Linked DNA regions of Homo sapiens: region 1 is linked to region 2. Evidence: chromatin contacts called from ENCODE Hi-C or POLR2A ChIA-PET data. All regions are on one chromosome and are shown on one strand. Each heading gives the region's core, a stretch centred on a gene start or an enhancer-like site at or near the end of the contact. The rest is flanking DNA. Distances are from core to core; before and after follow the strand shown. Region 1 overlaps FSTL1 (follistatin like 1). Region 2 holds the start of RABL3 (RAB, member of RAS oncogene family like 3).

Region 1 (6,599 bases), core at 1,309-3,808, 300 kb after region 2:
GTTTGCACACACATTCACGCACGTGTATATGTGTGTTCATGGCATACAGAAGTCTCCTTGCTTCTTTTTCTCTCTCCAGAGATTTAATTATCACCTTCTTTTTTAAAGAGAAAACTAGGATATTTACTTCAGTGGATGCTTTAAGGCCCAGAATTTATATCAGAACCCTTGCTTCTACTGAGCTAATCTTGCCCTTAAACTTCTATGTAGTGTTTCTTCTGTGAAGCCACAGTTCTATCATTCCTCCAGGAAGAGATTGAAGTACTCATGGAGCATCTCCTGTGCAGAGGCAGTAGGATGGGAAGCCAGCATAGGTTCTCCCTAAAGGTAGAGTGAGTGAATGGAAATAACTGGGAAGAAAACAGAAAGAAAAGGCAAAAAAAGAGGTATGTATGAAGGTGGCAAACAGATATCTTGGGTGGTCATTTCCATTTTGCTGTGGTCTTCATAGCATGGCCTGTTACCAGGCAATAAATTTCAAATTGTTGGTGTGGAAAATGTGATAATGCAAAGGAATAGGATCCTTTGCTTTCATTATTTCAAAAATAAGTGCCAATTACTCTCAAAGACAGGGTAAGAAGTATTCCTGGAGCAAGCTGGAATTTGTCCCTTTGGGAGCCAAGGCCACAGCTTCTGGTACTTTGCACACAGACCTGCAGTCCCACTAGGGAGGGGCTGCTGTGTCTGCAGCCAGGCCGATGCCAGCCTCACATGCCCACCCCTTCCTGGCCCTGGAGCCAGCTCTCTGTACCACTCCTTATGTTGCTCTTTGCTCTTCCCTTCATCTTTCTCCTCTATTTTCCTTCTCTCACCATTACAGAGAGGTCATCCTGAAGTGTCTGGGCTGCAGTAGGAGCTGCCAAACATTCACGAACCACCACGTTCACATTAGATGCAGAGATAAAACTGCACAAAGTCTCAATACACTATTTTGCATCACTCATCTGGGACAAAGTAAAATTTTTCAAAGTCAACTCAAAAGAGGAAAACAAAAGGTATTGCAAATCTGTTCTCTGTTAGGCACTGAGTTAGTGCTGGTGGATAAGAGACCTTGTGCCCAAAGAGCTTGCAGTCCGGAGGGGAGGCAGACAGGAACACAGGCTCAAAGTGATGCAATGTGAGAAGTATTGGGACAGGGCTGAAAACCTAACCCAGCACGAAGGGCTCAGGAGCGCTTCCAGGAGGAAGTGACCCACCAGCTGAGCTCTGAAAAATGACTGATAGTCACTGTGTCTTGTGGAAGTTTGAAAACCAAAGACACTTCTGCTAGGTAACATCCACTCAGCATTGTAGAGACCCAGCCGTTTAACTTTCCAGGTAACATCAGTTGTTATATGGCTATGTGCCTGGAATGACACTTCAGACTTGGCCATTCTGGCCACATAGACATGGCAGGCATGACCTCCATTTGGAATTAGGTCCATTTACTTCTGAGTCACATTGGAATGCAGTTTTTACAGTGGAGCATTTGCAGCCTAATGATCAGTGACTTAGGAGTTTTGGGGGTTTTTTTTTGTACCAGTTGTTTTGTTTTGTTTTTTGACACAGGATCTTGCTCTGTTGCCCGGGCTGGAGAGCAGTGACACAATCTTAGCTCACTGCAGCCTCTACATCCTGGCTTAAGCAATCCTTCCACCTCAGCCTCCAGAGTAGCTGGGACTACAGGCATGTGCCATCAGGCCCAGCTAATTTTTGTGTTTTTAGTGGAGACAGGGTTTCACCTTGTTGCCCATGCTGGTCTCTAACTCCTGGGCTTAGGCGATCCTCCCTCCTCAGCCTCCCAAAGTGCTAGCATTACAGTCGTGAGCCACAGTGCCCAGCCTTGGGGGATGTTTTAAGGCAATTTCTTTGTTCTTCAGATGTATTCACAACTGTTCCGCATTAAATAAGGCCAAATGGCAAGACAGCTCTAAAACGCCAGCAGAGTTGCTAGGTAGGGTTGTACAGACTGTTCACTGCACAAGTGTGTCATGTACCTGTGTGTGGCACAGGGCTTGTCTGCCCACCCACAGGAAGGAGCACATTTTTTTCTAACTGATGTGCAAAGCTCCCCAAACCCAACGTTATCTCTGAGTCATGTGATGTTTATTAGACTATGGCAGTCATTTCTACATTTGTGCATCTTATAAGTTGATTTCATTTAGACTCTTGCAAAGTTTTTGTACTAGGCCTCCATCAAAAGCCAGTTCTGTGTTTTTGTGGATTTTCCTCATAGATAAGCAGAGATGATAGACATGGAAATCTTAAATATCTGGTTTCTTGTACCCACAGTGTGCTACTTTGGGCTGTTGCACAAGTCAGTCTAGTTTGGGAACTGTGATTCCCCAGGAATTAAAACAAGTATTCCCAGCTTCCTTCTGATTGCTGGATTAGCAGAATTTCCTCAGCCTCCAGCTGAATTCCAGCCCCTGGGAAGAAATGTCTTAGAGTAAACCCCCAGCCTGGAGCCTGTCAGAGGTTGTGTCATGTGTTTGCATTAGCTGAGCAAAACCCGAGCAGGCTTTCCGGCCTTGCTCTCGCCTCCTCCCTGCACGCCTCTCCGCTGGGAGAGGCCAGTTAAAGTCTAGACACTGTCTGCTTGGCTCTGTGCCTTTTTAGCACAATCTGCATGGTTCTGTAGCTCTTACTTTGGTTGTCTGTCCTCACTCGTTTCCCCAGTTTTCTTAGTTAGGCTTAAACTGTCCCGGGGGACTGGCAACGAGTCGCACACATAGGAAACAGGTGAGTGAATTTATGAGACTGTCAGGATTCAGCTGCCTTGAAAGGTTCAGAGTGAAGATAGCAGCAGTGCTGACTGAAACTGTGGCTGAGTTTACAGACATCCCTGGTGTGAGCTGGCTTCAAACGAACCTCCATTTACTGGCCAGAGATGGGCTGGGATGAATAACTCAGGACAGACAGTGGCACCCCAGGTAATGAGCAGCCACCTGACTCCTCATCTGCCAAATATGGGGGTTAGAGTAGGTGGGCTCTAAAATGCAGCTTTGAAGTCCTATTCATATAAAAGGAGGCGGATATTCTAGGCTAGACTGTCAAAATATTCTACTTAATGGAATTGGGATATTTGATTAACTCTTATGGTGATTTACAGCCTAGTGAAGAACAGTTTGAAAGATAGGCTGGCTCAAGAATGAGAAAACAGAGTGAATAAAAACAGGAGGCATCTTGTGTCCTTTACTTTCTCTCGCCATGTAGTGAGTGGAATATAAACAGTACGGCATGTGGCACCTGAACAGTCTTCATGCCCAGGAATCCCAAATGCTGTTTACTCTACAGAAAGGAATCACTTGATTTTCCACTTCAGAAGCCAACCGCTCAACAACACTGGGGAAGAAATGAAGAATCCTGGGTCTCCTTGTAGTCGATCAAGAAATTTTGGGGGGAAAAAGGGAAGACAACCCCTAATTCAGAGTGTGCAGTTTGGGATTTATTGAACTTACTTGAAAAACAAAAGCAAACAAAACTTTTTCTCGCTTCTGTAAATGTTCACATTTTCTTTTAAAAATAATGATGCAGTATTGCAAATGGCTTACAGAAATAGTTGTCTGAAACTATTGCGTGGACCCTAATTTTGTTTTCTGGAATCCTTCTTATTACTTTCTCATCATGTTGCCTGGCCCATGATCAGGATCCAGGGGCTCCTGAACAAGTATTAATGAATTGCCTGCCCTGCTCCCCTGGCCCTGATCTCTGGTCAGATCAGGCTCTTACTACAGCCCATGGGCACTGGTCTTTGGCTTTGACCCAATGGTTAAATCAAGTGACTTGTTAGGGTGAACACAGTAAGGAAACAGAGGCCAATGCAGATGTTTTAGTCCTGCTGAAATGCTTGGTACCTTGCCTGTACTCCAGTTCCCGAATCTCACTAGAAAATCCCAATGTGCTAAATCGTGCTATTGATCCTGACTGGGGAGCCAGCCAGCTCAATATTGGAGGTGGCTTTTCTAGTAAGGGTACAGTACAGGTTAGAATTGAATTAAATTTTGCTGTGCCCCAGGGTAGACTATATGTGTGTGTGTGTGTGTGCATGGATATGTGTCTGTGTACATACAGAATACACAAGGAGACATGCACACACACACACAAATAGACACTGACTTAAATTTCACCACTAGGAGAACATGGCCATCTCCCTATAGCTCTAATAGTGAGACTTTTCTCACAAAAATTCCTGTGGAATTTGTTTTGTTTTAATTTAGTTTAGTGTTTGACTTATGTTATACTGCCCTGATTTCTTTCTAAGCCTAGGCACATAAACCAGTGCTTATTTTTATGGTGTGAAGTTTGCCTGTTAATGAATTTAATAAGTGCATGTCATTCATTCACTCATTCCCTACCATATTCCAAAAATAAGACATAGGTTTTCCCTCCCTAATCCCACAGCCAACATATCCTATTAGCTTCTGTAAGGGTTGGGCTAATTACATGTATTTTTAGCTATTGAGAGGGCCCAAGTTTGTAGTTTGTGGCATAACATTTGTGACAGAGAAAAAGAAAATGGACGGGACCTCAAAGATGGTCCGAGAAATTTCTGATCCCCTTCACACATATACCTGGCTCACCTAAACTGTAGTGTGAAATTGATACAGTGGAATTTCTATCAGAGAGGCTAAACACTATTGAAACAGAAATACAGATGCTCACCCTGAGCAAAGACTCAGACATACTGAGTTCCCTTTACTGTCAGGGTCCCTACCAGGAGGGCCCAGCATGGCTTCTTGGTGGCCCAGCCGAGCTCACAAAACTTGCTTTGGGATGGAGGCAGATGTATGCTTGCCAGTCATTCACAAATACTCGGAGCACGCAGCTTCGCTTCTCCCAGGGCACCACCATCCCTGGTTTTGCACTATGTGCTATAATTATGGTGCTACAGGGACAGGCTGAGTCCTATATCAGAAGCAGGAAATTCACCTGGCTTCTCCCTAGAGTCCCAGCAGTCTTTCAGGAATGTGTCTGTTTGTGCTTTGTTCCCCTTCCTCTAGTTTTCCCTCCTTGACATTTTCTATTTTCTTTCCTTTCTTATCCTATGTGGCCTTGGTCTTGCTGACAGCCACATGCAGAGATGCAGATTTTCTGGTTTAGCTATTTATTTTAAGGAGAAAGACATTCACTTTATGCATTAATTGGTGTCTGCCTCCTGTTCCACAGAAGGGTAATTTTCTGTGTGGCACCAAGGGCTTGATAGTGATCAAAGAAAACCCCAGTTCCCAGTAGGAACACACTTCAGGTGTGAGTCCATTTTGGGTTTCTCAATCTCCTTTCTTGGGAGATGAAACTAGAAGGGAGAATGGGACTGGGAAATGTTTTGAGTAGAGGCCAGACATTCAAGTCTTGGCTAAATGTTGGGTATAATAATTTCAGTACTCACTGCAGACTTATTTCTTAATAAAACTCCCCAAGCTACTTGTGGACCATGTTGTTTTAAAGGATAGTTACAAAGTTAACCGCTTCCTCTTACAGATACAATTGGAGAAGAGTCTTTGTGTTTTTTCATTTTCTACAAAGGAACATATATAAGCTAGATAATAAGAAACCATGTTGGGGTTGTTTTTGTTTATTACGTGTCCTATTTTAGATACTTTTTTTTTTTTACAAAAATAAACTGTGATAGGGATATGAAATCCTGTAAAAACAACCAGCGCTTGAGGATGACTACCCCACTATGTTGGTCATTTTACAGCTTAGGTAATTGCGTTTTTCCTCCAAATTCCCCATACACATTTGATCAAATAGAAGTCTCTTCATTTCCTGTTTAAGTTGCTCCATGGAATTGCTGTGTGGATTAGAGAGCAAGCTGGGTTCCTCCCCAGTGGCTGTGTTTCCGTTGGTTGATTGGGTTATTTTCCAGGTAATGCTATAATTATTTTGCCCAGTGTAAATGGCATTGTCGTGTAGTGACTGAAATTACTCATGTTACAGTGGCCTGGAATGTAAAGACTTCCTCATTCTCCAGTGATTTGTTGTTTGACTCTGACTCCAGGAAAAAGTCTTTTCTCTGCCTAGGCTGAAGTGTGTGCATGTATTTGGGGCTCAGATAGATAGCTGAGGCTCTAGACTGCCAGTCTGTGGGCTCAGATGTGACAGTAGCCATATTCAGAAAGTCATGACAGTCTCTGAGAAAGAGACAAAAGTTAGGAATTGTAAGCCTAAGAGTGTTCAAAGCATGTAATGAACTGTCCCCAAATGGTTCTTGTCCTAGAAGTGGGTAGAACAAATAAGGAGGAGGAAAATAGTGATGAGGAAGACTGGAAGAAGGGAGGTGGTGATGCACGTGGGAAACTCTGTTAATTTTAGTGGGTTAAGCAAATGCAGATGAGGCAATTGAGTGAAGAATTTCTGTTAAGTGCTTCATGAGAAAATACTGTGAGTGAACACTGCAGATGTATATGATCAGAAAAGATATATCACTGTTTTTTGTTTGTTTGTTTTTGTTTTGAGACAGAGTCTCGCTCTGTCGCCCAGACTGGAGTGTAGTGGCAGGATCTCGGCTCACTGCAACCTCTGCCTCCTGGATTAAAGCAATTCTCGTGCCTCAGCCTCCCAAGTAGCTGGGATTACAGGTGCCTGCAACCACGCCCGGCTAATTTTTGTATTTTTGG
Region 2 (6,698 bases), core at 1,612-4,111:
TTTGCCTAAAACACCCTAGGGAGCTGTGAAGACTAAAATAAGGGAGTGATATGAGGACTTTACAATCCAACAGTTTTGGGGTTTAAATCTCAGTTCCAGTATTTCTTAGGCCCCCTGACCTCAGAAAATTCTCAGACTCAGTTTCTTCATATATAAAAAGTGATTAAGCCAAGTGCAGTGGCTACAGTGGCTAATACCTGTAATTGCAACACTTTGGGAGGCCAAGGTTGGGGGACTGTCAGAGCCCAGAAGTTGAAGACAAGCCTAGGAAACATAGTAAGACCCCATCTCTACAAAAATTTTAAAACTTAGCCAGGTATGGTGCCATGCACCTGTAGTACCAGCTGAGGTGGATCAATTGAGCCAGGAGGTCAAGGCTGCAATGAGCCATGATTGAGCCACTGCACACCAGCCTCGGTGACAGGACAGGACCCTCAAAAAAAAAAAAAGTGATTAATGGTGCCCTGCTCACACAGTTAATGTATGAACTCAGTGAGATAATTAATGCAAAGTGTTCTGCTTTCAGGGCTGGCATAAGAGTTCAATTAAGTACTGGCATTCATAATAAATCCCCTATTTAGAAAAATGACTCTTATACCAATATGAGGAACGGACTCAAGTGAGTGAAGGTGGAGGCAGTGTGGAATATTGGGGGTATAAAATCTAAACTAAGAAGGCAAAAAAATTGCAAGAAGAGAACAGAATGAATGAAAGTTATTACAGAAAAAAAAATCAAAAGGACCCAACAAAATATATTGGATACAGAATATGAGAGTAGGAAAAATCTTAAATAGCTCTCTGTTTTGAGCCAGCGTAGCTAGGAAAAGTACTGCCATGAGAAATAGGTGACCCCTGACGAGGAGCAGGAAGAAATGAGGAAATCACTTTTAGAAGTGTCTTTGAGGAAATACCATAGGATATTCCTCTGAATATGCCCAGCAGGTAGCTGAACAAATGAAACTAGAGCTCAGGAATGAAATCAAGCTGTGCCACTTTGTTCAAAATCTCTGCATTCTAAAATCCTCCTTCCTGACCACTACCTTCTCTCCTCCATCACTTCCCACTCACGCTGAATCTCCTTACTCAATCTCTAGAGGTCTTAGGTAAGAGTTCTCAAACTGGCAGCCCCCCACGCATTGTATCACCCAAAGAATGTTTCAAAAATTTTCTGAATTAGTTGTCAACATTTAAAAATTGTAAGAGTTCACATAAATTTCAACTTCCAGCTCCTCTTGCAAAATTGGAAATATCTGAGGAAAAAGTGAGCCCATGTTCCCACATGGAAACAATAAGCTGAAGCCGAATAGCAGCTGGCGTTATTAGGGAAGGAGTATGGCTGGTCTCTGGAGACTTCTGAGCGTGGGACCTCCTAGGACCTTTGTTTCTTCCTTTGATCTCCATAGTCCATGAGTCAGATCCCAGCCTCACCTCCCTACCCCAGCCCAGACCCACGTGTATTTTAATCATATCAACATTTAAGGACTACTGTGCACCAGGCACGGAGCCAGAGAAACAAAGTTGAAAAGAAGGCACCCTCTGCCCTCTGTCTACCCTGTCAGCCTCATAACCAGCCACACCAGCATATTCTCAATTCCATGAGCCACATGTGCTTTCCCTGCATCCCAAGGCTTTGCACATGCTGTTCCTTCTGCCCCTACAGCTAAGCCCAAACCCCCTTCTCCTAATCATCCTTCAAGTCTCAAATGATATTTCCTCATGGAGGCCTTCCCAGACTCCCCATTAAGTAGCATACAATCATCCCCTTTCACGTGTTCCATGGCTCTTTCCCCCTTCTTGTACTTTCTCCATGTCTATCTCTAAGACCAGACTTCATCTTGTTCACCAATTAATTTCCAGCATCTAGCATAGCCAGACAAGTACTTCCATAAAACTTTCCATATGTCTCCTAGGCACGTTTTGTTCCAACATGGCTCATCTTGCCAGCTTCCCCCTGCTTCACTTCCTCCACTCTTGTTTCCAAGGTAGAATCGGACAGGCTACTGGGCACTCTCTTCTTAAATTTAAAACAGTTTTAAGCGGGAGGTGCGTGGATCAAATTCAGGATGTTAAAAGATTGTACTGACTGCAGAGTGGAGAAAAAAACAAGAAAAGTGGATGCGAAGAGACCAGTTAGATTACTTCAGTAAATCGCCACTCCAGTTCTAGAACAACTTGGGATTCTACACATCTAACTGCGGTGTTGTGTTACCACATTTCATGGCACTTTCCACGCCTTCACACACACAGCGGCAAACTACCGCGAAACCTCCGGACCCAGCTGCCCTCCACGAGACGCGTTCGGTGATATGCACTCCTCCCCAATGCGAGACTCCGAGACCCCAAACTCCCTCGGACTCTCCCAGTTGGGTCCAGGGCCACACTCGGCGCAGCCAAGCCCGCCCTACCCGAGGTCGCACACGGGCCGCTCCGGGGTCAATGGTTCTTTGGAGGACCAAGAGGACCAAGGCAACAGGGTAATTCATTAGGGGAGGATAGTTAAGAGGGAGCGAAAGGAAGAAGAAATCATGAAATGCAATGCCCGGCCAGGGAACTCCGAACAAGGAACAGGGAACAAGGTTTACCAAGGCGAATCCTGGAACACTCCCACTACAGCTGCCCCCAGCGCTTCAACTACCGGCTTAAATGAACCACGCCCCTTGCGCGACAAAGAAAACGCACTATTCCTGCGACCAGCTGGGGAAGCACCCCGCTACCTTTTACCAGACCAGCCAATGAGTTCAGTGAAACCTTCGATCAAGACAGTCACGCTCCGAGTGGCCAATGAAATTGAAGGCTCTGCCCTCCATGCCCAACTCTGATTGGCTTACAATCCAGGAACAGGCGTTAACCCAGGGAAGGCAGTGGCAAGATGGCGTCCCTGGATCGGGTGAAGGTACTGGTGTTGGGAGACTCAGGTGAGCGGCTTACCCTACCTCTGGGGCTCCAGACACTTTTGAGTTACCCAGTAACCCTCCCCTTAGCTTCCTTCCCTCAACTTCCTGGCTCCTCGGCCCGTGGCTGAAGTCCCTCCCAGGGCCTGAAGACTACACTTCCCAGGGGACTTTGCTCCGTGTGACGACGCGGTGGCGGCGGCGTCGTCGCGCGGGTGGGGGTCGCGGAGCCCGGGTCTTTTGCCTTCGCGGCTTTCCGCATCGGTCTCCCAGGCGACCCCAGCCTAGAGTGTATTGTCAATTCTTTTATTAAAAAAAAAAAAAAAAAAAGCAGGCATTGAGTATTGTATGGGGTTCTATGTTAAGGGTACAGAAGTTAGTAGGACCGTGCCTTCAAGAGATTTTGTTCATTAAGGAAGTCAAACGTGCACTGAGAAACGTGCACTGAGAAACGTGCACTGGCAAGCGCTTCGCATGTATTAACTCATTTAATTCTGAGACAGTCCTGTTATCCCATTTTACAGATGAGAGTAGTGAGGCAGAGAGATGTAAATGACAGAATCCTTTTGAACGCGGAGTCCACGAACTTAAACGCTAAGTTATAATTATGCAGTGACATATTGGGTAGTGGTCCTGTTTTATTCTTAACTGAGCTTAATTTCCTGGTTCTCGTTTGATCTTCATTGAAAACCTATTATGTCCTAGACTGTACAATAGAGAAATTAAAGTAAGAGTTTTATTCTGAAGCAGCTAGGATTTAACGCTGAGCCCAATTTAATCCTAGTGTTAAATATATATATATTTTTTTAATCTCAGTGGATGCAAAAAGAATTCTTTTGACACCTGGGACATTTGAGAACTACAGCTGGCGTCTGGATTTCCAGCTCCCACCTCACTGCCCTTATCTTTTCTTCCATAATCCCCAATTCAGCTCTCCTTAGTAACTTCAATAAATGCTGACCTTGCATTTTATAGAAGCGCTCCTCTGGAGTTGGCCTAAGAGCATGTGTTGTGAGCAAAGACGTTGTGCTAGATGCTTGGAGGTGGAGAGGCTTGAAAACTTAATAGAAACTAAATAAAATTGTGGGCAGCAAATATAGGTTAAGAATGTTTTCACATTGCCCTGAGGATTATTTGCATTATGAAATATTTTACAGAGAGCATTATTTAATATTCCCCTAAGAAAGTTGCCTTTTGAAACTTAATGAACATAATCACAATTTATGTCGACTTCATTTCTATCAGGTAGCTTGAAGTGGTGCCGAAGTTAATTTAATAAAATCACTCAGTTTTACAGATAAAGTAATTGTGGCCTAAAGGGACTTGGCAAGAGTATCACTGAGTAGAATTTACAATCCAGAACTAACAGACTTCTTCATGATACGTTAAGTGGGTGTTTTGTGTCCTTTATAATTCCATTTTCTATTGTATCTAACAATCCCTTCATATTACAAACTGTTGCAACTAGTCAATTTATTTTCTTTCCAACAGGCACTGTATTAGGTTCTGGGGTTATAACTGTGGAATTAATGCGTCATATAACAGGGATAGAATTAGCAGCTACATTAAATGTGGAAAAGTAATCAGGCAATTGATAAGCTTCCCTACTGCCCGCCTCCCCTGTTATGGTTTAGTTGTAAAGCAGAAGACACAGCTGTGATGGCCAGGAAAGTGATTGATGTTGTCACACATTCACTAATGTTAACCTTTATGTGCAAAGTTAGTTATTGTCTTTTTATCTTTTTAAAAGGTAATTTTGTCAGTCTCCTTTTAACTGCGATTTAAAAGTACACAGTCTGACAGTTTAGAATGCACTTTTTACACTTCCTCAGCCTTTCTTTCAAACCCGAAAGTTTATTTTTAAATAAAGGCCATTTCCCTTATAAAATTTTGAGGGTTTCACAAATATATAAAGAAATGACTTAGCCAGACAAGGTGGCTCTAGCCTATAATCCCAGCACTTTGGGAGGTTGAGGCGGGTGGATTGCTTGAGCTCAGTTCAAGACTAGCCTGGGCAACATGGCAAGACCCTCTCTCTACCAAAAACAGTACAGAAAGTTAGCCGGGCATGGTGGTGCACGCCTGTAGTCCCGCTACTCAGGAGGCTGAGGTGAGAAGATCACTTGAGCCCAGGAATTTGAGGCTGCAGTGAGCTAGGATCGTGCCACTGCACTCTAGCCTGGGTGATAGAGTGAGACCCTGTCTCCAAGAAAAAAAAATAAAAAGAATAAGTTGATATTTGGTGATTTGTTTTTATCCTATTGAGATATTTGGTAATTTGGTAAGGAACCCTGAAAGTCTCACTACCATACGGTTTTCTCTTTCTTTCAGAGATTAGGGACTAGTTTAACATATTACCAAACAGCTGTATTTGGAGCTGACATTTATTTATATTGGGCCTTTTTTACCCCCAAGCAAATCAAGTGCATTCTTTTGATCAAATTTAGTTCTAAAGGTGAAAACATAGAATCAGAATCTCCCAAAATTCTTAAAGAAATGAAATTCGCCATTATTCCCTAGCACTTCAACTGTTCTTACTGTTTAGGGTTTCATCCCTTCTTAGCTAATACTTATCACCCAAAGCAGTTAATTCATGGAGAGCTATACAATTCTACTGCCTGGAAATGTTTACCCTAACACAATTAAGCTAAACTAGGCCTCAAGTGTTGCATCAAGCTGATAATTAAGTGGATAGATACATTCCTTGAACATAAACAAACCTATTTACAAATACAGAATCAACAATACATCCTAAAAGTTACAGATATTAGACACAATGCAGTAAATTCAATGACAAATATAATTTTGAGTATTTAAAAATCTTAAATGTTTCTATATAAAAAAAGTAATAAAAGGGAAGCCTGAGAAAATGTTTGATTCAATTACACATACGTAAAATGATTAATATATTTAATAGATAAAGAGCTCATATAAATTAATGACACTAAAACCTGGTAGATAAAGGTACAGAGTAGATCAACAGAGAATTTATGAGAGGAAAAACAACTGATTTGCCAGAATAATCATAATGATAATCTTTGATCTTTATCAGAAAGTAAAGAAATGCAGACTAAAGCAAGCTGTCACTCCCCCACTGCCCGCCACCACCGAGACGGATTGTTGCTCTGTCACCCAGGCTGGAGTGCAGTGGCGCAATCTCGGCTCACTGCAGCCTCTGCCTCCTGGGTTCAAGTGATTCTCTTGCCTCAGCCTCCCAAGTAGCTGGGATTACAGGCACCCACCACCACGCCCAGCTAATTTTTGTATTTTTAGTAGAGACAGGGTTTCACCATTTTGGCCAGGCTGGTCTCGAACTCCTGACCTCGTGATCTGCCTGCCTCAGCCTCCCAAAGTGCTGGGATTACAGGTGTGAGCCAACGCACCTGGCCAAGATGTCACTTTTATTCCTTTATCAGGTTAACAAGGATGAAAAGCCAACTACATGATACTGTTGAGGTGCAACAAGACCTGCAGGCTCAAGTGTATGGCTGGTGGCAGTATAACCCCATGAAAGTTATTTCTCAATGCATATCAAGAACTTTAAATGTTTCCTTTTAAGTACTGAGTTTACTCCTGGGAAGGTATACTAAGGACATAATTTTAATTTTAAACAAAGGTTTAAACAGAAATAACCTTTCACTAGCATATCAAAAATTTCAAAACACCCTAAATATCTAATAATAATGGAAGAATGATTAAGTAAATTTTTATGCCTACTTTCTGAAGTACTATGGAGATACTTTAAATGTTTATGAAGATTTTGGAATAATATGGAAACTTTTAATAAATACTAATTAAGGTTCTGAT

What was found. A loop is a pair of places that touch in the nucleus more often than their neighbours do. ChIA-PET counts read pairs that join two places held with the same protein, here RNA polymerase II (POLR2A). Pooled maps may share reads with other maps.
Region 1: a loop to region 2 is called in a pooled map, with 2.5 times the contacts of the local background. The contact joins the enhancer-like site here to the promoter of RABL3 in region 2. A Hi-C loop is called at or near these places in 2 of 168 maps with a recorded cell type or tissue (ascending aorta and chondrocyte) and 3 of 50 pooled maps. POLR2A ChIA-PET finds 5 or more read pairs at or near these places in 1 of 52 experiments (H1).

Annotation. Positions count from the first base shown.
Region 1 is chr3:120,435,055-120,441,653 of GRCh38, reverse strand. The region is part of intron 2 of FSTL1 (follistatin like 1); the gene reads left to right. It overlaps LOC124900546 (a long non-coding RNA gene), which reads left to right. Exons shown (of 2, transcript XR_007096030.1): 1 at 1-6,599. Among named protein-coding and RNA genes, the nearest start is that of FSTL1, 13 kb to the left of the region's middle. Within about 2 kb of position 2,558, at least 21 of the 41 ENCODE cell types and tissues checked have a DNase peak (open chromatin) inside an H3K27ac peak, as active enhancers do; they include ascending aorta, where a contact is called at or near this core.
Region 2 is chr3:120,738,679-120,745,376 of GRCh38, reverse strand. RABL3 (RAB, member of RAS oncogene family like 3) reads left to right here and starts at 2,861. Exons shown (of 8, transcript NM_173825.5): 1 at 2,861-2,915. The coding sequence starts at 2,870. GTF2E1 (general transcription factor IIE subunit 1) reads right to left here and starts at 2,633. Exons shown (of 5, transcript NM_005513.3): 1 at 2,583-2,633. RefSeq lists enhancers at 2,581-2,700, 2,581-2,875, 2,323-2,961, 2,841-3,130, 2,962-3,600.